Regions from separate parts of the Homo sapiens genome. Here region 1 is linked to region 2. Evidence: chromatin contacts called from ENCODE Hi-C or POLR2A ChIA-PET data. All regions are on one chromosome and are shown on one strand. The core of a region is the stretch at or near the end of the contact, and the rest is flanking DNA. Distances in the headings are between cores, read along the strand shown.

Evidence for each region. Hi-C counts contacts between places; a loop is a spot of excess contacts on that map. ChIA-PET counts read pairs that join two places held with the same protein, here RNA polymerase II (POLR2A).
Region 1: a map of endothelial cell of umbilical vein shows a loop between it and region 2 (1.8-fold over the local background). The contact joins two enhancer-like sites. A Hi-C loop is called at or near these places in 1 of 168 maps with a recorded cell type or tissue (endothelial cell of umbilical vein). POLR2A ChIA-PET finds 5 or more read pairs at or near these places in 2 of 52 experiments (activated CD4-positive, alpha-beta T cell and naive thymus-derived CD4-positive, alpha-beta T cell).

What each region holds. Positions count from the first base shown.
Region 1 is chr2:179,237,331-179,242,171 of GRCh38, reverse strand. All of the region lies in intron 1 of SESTD1 (SEC14 and spectrin domain containing 1), which reads left to right. Among named protein-coding and RNA genes, the nearest start is that of SESTD1, 25 kb to the left of the region's middle. Within about 2 kb of position 2,776, at least 2 of the 41 ENCODE cell types and tissues checked have a DNase peak (open chromatin) inside an H3K27ac peak, as active enhancers do.
Region 2 is chr2:179,458,824-179,464,213 of GRCh38, reverse strand. All of the region lies in intron 6 of ZNF385B (zinc finger protein 385B), which reads left to right. Among named protein-coding and RNA genes, the nearest start is that of SESTD1, 200 kb to the right of the region's middle. RefSeq lists an enhancer at 3,079-4,278. Within about 2 kb of position 3,558, at least 6 of the 41 ENCODE cell types and tissues checked have a DNase peak (open chromatin) inside an H3K27ac peak, as active enhancers do.

The sequences.
Region 1 (4,841 bases), core at 1,527-4,026, 220 kb after region 2:
ATTGGCATATAGAAGTGCTACTGATTTTTGTACATTGATTTTGTATCCTGAGACTCTACTGAGCCCATTTATCAGTTCTAGGAGCCTTTTGATGAAGGCTTTAGTGTTTTCTAGGTATACAATCATATTATAATGAAAACAGATAATTTGACTTCTTTTCTTACATATATGCCTCTTATTTCTTCCTCTTGCTCAATTGCTCCCTCTAGGCCTTCCTGCCTGTTCTTAATTTTTTTTTTTTTTTTTTTATGAGACAATGTCTCGCTCTTTCACCCAGGCTGGAGTGCAATGGCATGATCTCAGCTCACTGCAGGCTCCGCCTCCTGGGTTCATGCCATTCTCCTGCCTCAGCCTCTCCAGTAGCTGGGACTACAGGTACCCGCCACCATGCCTGACTAATTTTTTGTATTTTTAGTAGAGACAGGGTTTCACCGTGTTAGCCAGGATGGTCTCGATCTCCTGACCTCGTGATCTGCCTGCCTTGGCCTCCCAAAGTGCTGGGATTACATGCGTGAGCCACTGTGCCCGGCCCTAAATTTTTTTTTTAAAGATGAGAGTCTTGCTATATTGCCAAGACTGGTGTTGAACTGGCCCGAGCAATCTTCCTGCTTGAGCCCCCATCATGAGCCACTTCATTTGGTGGCTTTTGATGAGCAATCTGCTTTCATTTGAATTATTTTTGTTTTCTCTTGTAGATAAGATTCCATTTATTTTCTGAATGCTTTCTTTGTCCTTAGTTTTCAAAAGTTTAATTAGGGTGTAACTTGGCACAGATTTTTTTTGTGTGTGTCCCTCCTCTTTCCGCTTCATTCACCTTCTTTATGTTTGGGTTCTTTGCCAAATTGGGGAAGTTTTTAGCCCTTAATTTCTTCAAGTACTTTTTCAGTCCTCCCCTCCCTTTCTCCTCTGCTTCTGGGACTCCAGTGAAACAAATGTTTGATCTTTCATATAGTCTCACTGGTCCTTGAGGATCTGTTCATTTGTTCTTCCACCTGTGTTCTTGATATTATCATGCAACTTCTACTATATTCTATTTTATTGATTTCCTTTGTTTGTGCCCTCATTCTGCTTTTTATCCCATTTACTGCACTTTTATTTAATTATTGTATTTTTTGGTTCTAAAGTTTCCATTTGGTTCACTTATATTTTCTGTTTGTTTGCCAAGATTGTCTGTTTTCTTAGTGAGGGTTTCTTTTTTTTTGTTTTAAACATGTTCATAATTCCTTGTGGAAGCATTTTCATCATGGCTGCTTTAAAATCATTGTCAGATCATTCTAACAGCGCCCCTTGTGGGCTCCACTGGGCTCCACTCACACAACAGGGATGGGGGATGTTGGAGGTGGGAGATCATTACTAGATGAATGTGTTGGATCCCTACTTGGCTTTCTCTCACTTCACACTCCTGAGGGGTGTTATATGCCTCCTTACAGACTTTCAAGAATGAAAGTCTAGGCCCTCCACTTGACCTTCTGGCATGGGTGAGGGTGAGGCCAGTGTTTTGTGTATTTTGGGCTAGAGTAGCACTTTTTTTGTCTAAAGTTTTTTTTCTTGCTGGACTGCTCCTTCCTGGTCTTTTGACTGGCGGCTTTTGTTGGGGCTTTATTTTTGTCTTCTCCTATTGTTATTTCCAGGTTGCCGGTTTTACAGCTGCAAGTCTGAGATGTAATTAGGCAAAAAGAAAACTCAAGGGAAACTTAATCTTAGGTCCTGAGGCCCCTAGTCAGTCTGTGTTCCTTTCTCTACCGTTCACAGACTTCTTAGGCTTGTTTTATATGTAATGTGTAGCACTTTTATTTGTACTTAGTGAGAGGAATAGGAAAAATTGTATCTACTCCATCTTCCAGGAAGTAGAACACCAAGTCACTCCTTTTAGAAAACCTCCAGTGACTCTCTGTTGCCTGTAGATCATCATCTAAGTTTCTTCGTCTGTTATTCAGAGAGCTTCTTAATCTGTGAAGAATCTTAGCTTTTCTCTCCTCTTCCAACTACTCCTGTGTGTCTCTGTTACACCATTTGATGTTCTATAGAATTCTATTCTATAGGATTCTGCGTTTCTACTGTCTGTATACCATGACCTTGATCAATTTGTTCTTCTGTCTGAAATGCACCAATCGTTCATCTCAAGGCCATGTGTCTCATCACCTTGTAATCTGCAAGCTGTTAGGTATTTGACTGGATCATCAGTTGTTTCAGAAGATGTGAAGCTGGAACTATTGAAAAATGTCAAAATAATATGTTCTGCACCAGAATAGTTTGATTGTCCTTCTAAAGTAAGGTAATGATTGTAAATTGGTTGTTAATATATCAGTATCACCAGTCACTGATTGTGGAGCATCTACTCTTTGTTGAGTATTGGACTTAAACATTGGAATAGTAGATAATTTAAGGTTTGCATGTAGTTAAATGGCATTTCTTTAAGAATAAAGCGTTAGTAGTGCTAAATGATGCCTTATTGTTTTAATCTATCTTAATAATGATAAAGACTTGGCCAGTGGTTTTGAATCCTAGCTGCATATGTTGTTTACCTGGGGGGCTCTGAAATAATTCCTGTGCCTAGGTCTAAACCCAGAGATTGTCATTCAGTTGATTTGAACTGGGGCTCTCACATTTATATTTTTTAAAAGCTCCCCACATGATTCTAATGTGTAGCTGGGTTAAAATATAAGTGAATACCAGTGGTTTCAGTCACTTTTAAAGTTCTTTCCCAGAATGCTTCCAGCTGTGCAGCTTTTAACTTTATACTTCAAAGTCTTTACCTTAGCAGATTCAAAAAAAAAACCTTGTACTTCCTGCAGATGACTCATCCAGGAGAGTCATTATATGAACTATGAGCTGGTTTGCAAAAGGAAGAAAACATTTTGTGGCAGTAATTAAATTTCTGTAGACAATATGAAATAACAGAATTCAGGATTATTCTCTCAAAGATTTAAAAAAAAATTCTCTATTCATTTTTTTAAAAGGTGGTTGCAGGAACAGTACAGAGCTTATAGCATCCTATATAATCCATTGATACTGTAGACTTTTGTTGAATTAATAGTCTTAATCTCACTTCAAGTGTTTACTTTTGTCAGATACTAAGATACATAGTTGGCACAAATATAGATAATAAATAATTTACTGCTACAGCAGAGAAATCAAACATTAGTCGTGATTAATAAATGAGACACTCTTGAATTTCTTATGATAAAACTGGTGTAAACATTTGGCATGTAAGTAGTTAATGTATTTAATTTAAGAGACTGACAGACTTTTAGTTTCTAATAATAAAAGCAGTTAGGGATAAGAAAACGAGGGCAAGGCAGAGGAAGAAAAGAAGGAGAAAAGAGGTCAGTTAATAAAGAACATAGAGAAAAAATAGACTCAAAGATAAGAATTCAATTAACTTTGTGACAACAAAGCCTTTCCTCTGAGGAAGAAGAAATTAGGTGCTCTAGTTCATTATTTATTTTAGGGCCATATACTCAATTTGGTTTATTATATTATGACTCCAAAGCACAGAAAGAATTATAAAATAACACTGACCTTTTTCCCTACACATAGTAATTTATTGAGCAATAAGTTTCTAGTTTCTTACAGAAACTGGCATGACTGAGGGGACTACTTCAAAGGGGCTGATGCTTCATATTAGGTTAATCTCTAGGAATGGTAATAAGAACATTATTAGATAATTGTCAAAGTATTTGTCAAATTTTGTTTTTCTAAATGTATAAGCTGTAACTTTTATTTAATATATATTTTTATGGAATCTAAGAATTTTGAAGAAATTTGATCATGACAGGATTTCTAAGGCCATGAGAAGGCGTTAATTTTATTATGCCAACAGTTTTCTGTGGACTTACTAGTATGATTGTACAGTTGATCCTTGAACAATAGGTTTGAACCAGATGGGTTCACTTTATGTGGCTTTTCTTCTATATCTGTCACCCCTGAGACAGCAAGGCCAACCTATCCTCTTCCTCCACTTTCTCAACTGACTCAATGTAAAGACAACAAGGATGATGACATTTTTGATGATCCACTTCCAGTTAATGAATAGTAAATATATGTTCTCTTCTTTTGATTTTCTTAATAAGATTTTATTTTCTCTAGCTTTATTGTAAGAATATTGTATATAGTACATATACAAAATATATGTTAATTGCTTTTATGTTATTGGTAAGGCTCTGGTCAGCAGTAGGCTCTTAGTAGCTGAGTTTTTGGGGAGTCTGAAGTTACATGTGGATTTTTGACTATGTGGAGGGCAGGTGCCCATAATCCCTGTATTGCTCAAAGGTCCACTTACAATTAATACTTACAGTTTCATTTCCAAATTTGTATGCCATGACTGGATCTCTGTTATTCTGGCAAGAGATAAAGATACTGACTCCCATGGAGTCTCTGATGAGCAGGGGTGGGGCAAGTCTCTGTACTCAAACATTGAGGGCAGATTTTGAAGTTACCCTTTATGCTTCTATATTTGGCATATGTGTCATATTACAAGTTTGGAAAATGAGCTTACTGACAGAAGGGACCATGGAAAAAAATCACTTTCCTTATTTCAAAAGAAAATAAATCTTTTTAAAAATTAGCCCTTAAAATTATCTCCAAACTTAGCCATTTGTCTTATGTTCACTGACAGTATGCTTGGGACTTGTAGGGAAGGGACACACACACAATGGTAAATAAAAACTGGCTCAGTGCCTGACTTTGTAAAGCACATGTTTTTAATAGATGCTAAATTTTATGCCTGGAAATGTAGGCTACGATGGAAATGTGGGAAGGGCCAGGTAAACAAGGATCAAATTACGCCAAGTCCCCCAAAAAGACTAACACAAAGTGAACATCAGAAGGTCATCGGAAAA
Region 2 (5,390 bases), core at 2,309-4,808:
TTACAAGAAAAGAAACAATCCCATCAAAAAGTCAGCAAAGGATATGAACAGACACTTCTCAAAAGAAGTCATTTATGCAGCTAACAAATATATGAAAAAATGCTCATCATCACTGGTCATTAGAGAAATGCAAATCAAAACCACAGTGAGATACCATCTCACGCCAGTTAGAATGGCAATCATTAAAAAGTCAGGAAACAACAGGTGCTGGAGAGGATGTGGAGAAATAGGGATGCTTTTACACTGTTGGTGGGAGTAAAAATCAGTTCAACCATTGGAAGACAGTGTGACAATTCCTCAAGGATCTGGAACTAGAAATACCATTTGACCCAGCAATCCCATTACTGGGTATATACCCAAAGGATTATAAATCATTCTACTATAAAGACACGTGCACACGTATGTTTATTGCAGCACTATTCACAATAGCAAAGACTTGGAACCAACCCAAATGTTCATCAATATTAGACTGGATAAAGAAAATGTGGCACATATACACCATGGAATACTATGCAGCCATAAAAAAGATGAGTTCATGTCCTTTGCAGGGACATAGATGAAGCTGGAAACCATCATTCTCAGCAAACTATCACAAGAACAGAAAATCAAACACCGCATGTTCTCACTCATAAGTGGGAGTTGAACAATGAGAACACATGGACATGGGGCGGGGAACATCACACTCTGGGGCCTGTTGGGGAGTTGGGGGCTAGGGGAGGGATAACATTAGGAGAAATACCTAATGTAGGTGATGAGTTGATGGGTGCAGCAAACCACCATGGCACATGTATACCTACGTAACAAAACTGCACGTTCTGCACATGTACCCCATAACTTAAAGCATAATAAGAATAAAAAAAAGAAATAGAGAGGCCAAGTGGAAGCATACACCTTTTCCTCAGAGATGTGAAGAAAATGGGTGCAGATGGAAGAAATTGTAATATTGAGGTGATCTCATCCAGCTTCCCCATTTCTCTAAGGAAAAGGAGACCAGACATTAGCTCATAAGAGATTTGGAGCAATGGTAGGGACTTTAGAACAAGGATAAAACTTCCATGCAGAAGTTTTATCTGCATGGACTATACACACTGATTGATGTGTATATATAATCATTTTATATAATCATGTCTTTATATAATCATTTCTCCCTGTTTTATTTATTGACCTCTTCTGAGGTATATATAACTTTTTATTATATATGTTTCTAATTTAAGCAAATCTAATCCATATGAATATAGAATTTTAAAATAATTGTGTGTGATTATTGCACTGCCAAGAAAGCTCTATTTTCACAAACACACACACACACACATCTTTTAAATAGTGCGTTCAAATTATCACTAAATTTTCCAAGATCTTTATGCACATAACCTTTCAGGAAAATATCTAATAAAGTAAGGCAATCTGAGAGTTGTATCTGATCATTATCTGCAATGTTGGCCTTTTCTTCCTGCTCCTTTAGATAGGTGTAGTCCCATTACACTACAAATGAATACTCCTTTTTTGTGCATCTAACAATATAGTGATGATACTCTAGCATCTTTACATCTCTTACAACATTTTATTTTGCAGAGAACTCCAAGGTACTGAATTCATTTGTTCATCTTGCAGCCTGTGTGCTTTTTTTTTTAATCCATTAACTATCTTAATGGAATTCTACCTTAAACTTTTAAAATATATGTCATCAGTTGGTGGCTTCTATCAGTTGTATTTTGTCAAATGTGTAGGTAAGGAGGAGACGAACAAGGCAAAGGCTTAAGTCTCCTGCAGCACACCAGTTTACATACATACAGGTTTGCAGTGTGGTTTTTCCCCCTTTTGTCTGCTGTAGAGCCCCCTGAGCTTTTCAGCTTTATTTCTCACAAGACTGCACAATTGGAAGAAAGTAGGTACTCTGACTGATGCCCATTAATTTCTTATTATTTAGAAAGTGGAAAGATAAAGCAGAGAATGATTTCAGAATTCCTTATCAAAGTGAGCTAACTTGGTTTAATGAGTGTTAAACAGTAATATGGGCATTGCTTTGTTTTTTGGAATAATAATGAGATGTTGTACAAGGTGCTTGTGAATACAGGAAAGAATGTGACCATCAGTCCTTTCACTGCATGCCTCTGTTTAGTGCAATATTAAGTATAAAAAGGAAAAATTCATTGTATTAGTTGACAAGCATTATTCTTCAGAGACCTCAGAAAGCACAAAGTGCAATTCTATTGAAATTGTGGCCTTGGTGACCTGAGAACTTTTTTCAAGTTTTGGGGCTTCTTTGCTATTCTGGAAGGCTTATTTCAGAAGATGTCAACAGGTATCAGTGAGCCTAATGAGTCCTCCCTGATAAATGGCATGGATTTAGAAATTCACAGGTCCTGGGGAGTGTGGAATAGAATTCATGACCCTGGCCTCATTATCTGAGCTTACTTCTTACAACTATTACCTTTCCATTGCATTTTCCACCTGAAGCCCTCACTTCACTTTTACAGTGTTCTTGGTTCTTAAAGTCAATAAGAAAAGGGTAGTATTTTGCACATGTAAGCATTAAGGTCCCAATCACATAAATCACTTGCTTAAGATGACTCAATCAGTCAAAAATGGAATTAGAAATAGCCAGGTTTTTCTGGCTAAAAGGCCAGGAAGTTTTATTAGCATCCTAAATACTGTTATCTCAAATCTTAGTAAATGACATCACCCACTATTTTTCAAGTGCTCATGCTAAAACCATGGTAATGAGACTTGATTCCTCTCTTTCTTTAATGTCCCACACCTAATGAATAAGTCTAGTTGGTTCTACATACAAATATATTCTGAAACCACTGCTCAATTCTCTACCACTACCACCTTTGTCTAAGCAACCATTAGCTCTCTCATGGGCAACTGCAGTCGTTTCTTGACTGATCTCCTCATGTTTATCCTTTCACAGTCTATTCTCCACGCAAGAGGCAAAATGGTCTTATGAAGACAGGAATCAGATCATCTCTCTCCCCTACTCAGCAAACATACTTATGTTACATCCAAATTTCTCTCATGCTCTACCAGGCTGTATGTGATCTGGTGCCTCCAACTCCTCCACCTCACATCCTGCAATCAGACCCCAGTCTCACTGACTTTCTTGTCCTTGTTTGTTCCCGCTTCAAGGTTTTTAGACTTACTATGCTTTCTTCCTGGAACACTCTTTCTCCCAGAACTCCTATTATTTCATTCACATATCTGTTAAATATTGTAATTGCCTAACAGGTTCATCTTGCTTGCTGCACAGATAAAACCAATCCACTGAGAGCAGTACTGTGGTAGGAAAAGTTTAATAGTTGCAAGGCTAGCCAAGTGAGAGGATGGGAGTAATTACTCGAATCAGCTGCCCTGAAAGCTTGGAGGTTAGAGTTTTTCAAGGATAGTTTCATGGGCAGGGGGCTAGGGAATGGGAAATGCTGATTGTTTGGCAATGAAATCGTAGAGGTATGGAAAACTGTCCTCGTGGCTGAGTCAGCCTCTGAGTCAGGACCACAGGACTGGTTGAGTCATGAGTCATGGGTCTGAGTGGAGTCAGTCAGTTGAAAAGTCTGAAAAACATCTCAAAAAACCCATCTTAGGTTCTACAACAGTGATGTTGTCTATAAGAAAGATTGGGAAAGTCACAAATCTTGTAACTTCTGGCCACAGGACTTCTGAGCAGTAAGGGATTGTAGAAAAGCAAGCTAAGAAACAATGGCTGGTTATCGTTTAACTACACCTATATCTTAGCAGAATTCAGGCCCCTTTAATACTCTTAATCTTATCACCTTTCAGTAGACTTACAAAACAAGGCAGGGAGGGTCAATTTTAGGGAGGAACTATTATCATCCTTGCTTCAAAGTTAAACTGTAAACTAAATTCCTGCCATGGTTAGCTTGGCCTACACCCAGGACTGAGTGAGGACAGCCAGCCTGTGAGAATAGAAGCAAGATGGAGTCAGCCATGTTAGATATCTCTGTCTCAATCTTTGCAAAGGAGGTTTCAATATCACCTCTTCAGATAGGCCTGAGCTGACTCTTTACCATGACCAGCTTTATTTTTCTTCTTAGTGCACTTACTACTATGAGACATTATATATTTTTTTTTCTTTTCTTTTCTTTTCTTTTTGAGACAGAGTCTTACTCTGTTGCCCAGGCTGGAGTGCAGTGGCAAGATCTCGGCTCACCGCAACCTCTGCCTCCCAGGTTCAAGCAATCCTCTTGCCTCAGCCCCCCTAGTAGCTGGGATTACAGGCACGTGCCACCATGCTCAGCTAATTTTTGTATTTTTAGTAGAGACGGGGTTTCACCATGTTAGCCAGGCTGGTCTTGAACTCCTGACCTCAGGTGATCCACCCGCCTCAGCTTCCCAAAGTGCTGGGATTACAGGCGTGAGCCACCACGCCTGGCCGCTATATATATTTTTTACATATATAATTTATATATAGTTTTATATATGTTTTGAATATATGTGCTTTGATATTTATTACATATAATAAAAGTTTATGCATTTATTATTATAATGCACATTTTTTATTTAATAAATAGACTTATAAATTAAGATTTACATTTAAATTAATTAAAATACATTTGTATATATAAATCCACACACACATACACACACACACACACACACACACACACTTATTTTCTCTCTCCCCCACTAGATGATTAATTCCACTGAGTCAGAGACTTGGTATTTTTACTGCTAACTTCCATGCCTGATATAGTATATAGCACATAATAGGTGCTCAATCAGTAGTTGTTGAATGGATGGATGTTTATTTCCTTAGGACAGATTTCTAGAGGGAGACTTTCTTGGTGAAATGATATTAATTTCATATATTGTTTAACAACAGTTATACTACTTTTCCACTCCACCAAGCCCAGATGCCTATATTGTATCTGCCCCACTTATTGTAATTTCTAAATCTTTGCCATCTCTCAGAGGCAGAAAATGATACTTCTTAGTGGCCTTAATTAAACCAACTTAATAAACCAAGACATACATTATCAAAAACAAAAATGCAAAGAAATTTTTATCTAATATAGGGAATCAGAGACCTCCTTTTGAGTGTCCATTAATTCTTCTGGGAATCAGAGAAGACCTGAAAATTCAGAGAAAACACCTATGCAAAATTTTTCTTAAAAGAAGCTTTTGAAGACTATTGTCATTTACTTTCTTAGGTACATGCAAACTTGCAACTATAGGGGAGGAAAAAATAATTTTCTCTCCTTCTGAGTTCTTGGTTGGGACCGATCCCTGTAACAAAAGACAGATTAACATGAAAACAAAGAAGTTTATTAACATGTATACCTCATGTATTGATGGGAGGTACCCAGAGAAATGAGTAAATCTCCAAGAGGTGACTTTGAATTCAGGCTTAAATACAATCTTAAGCTATAACA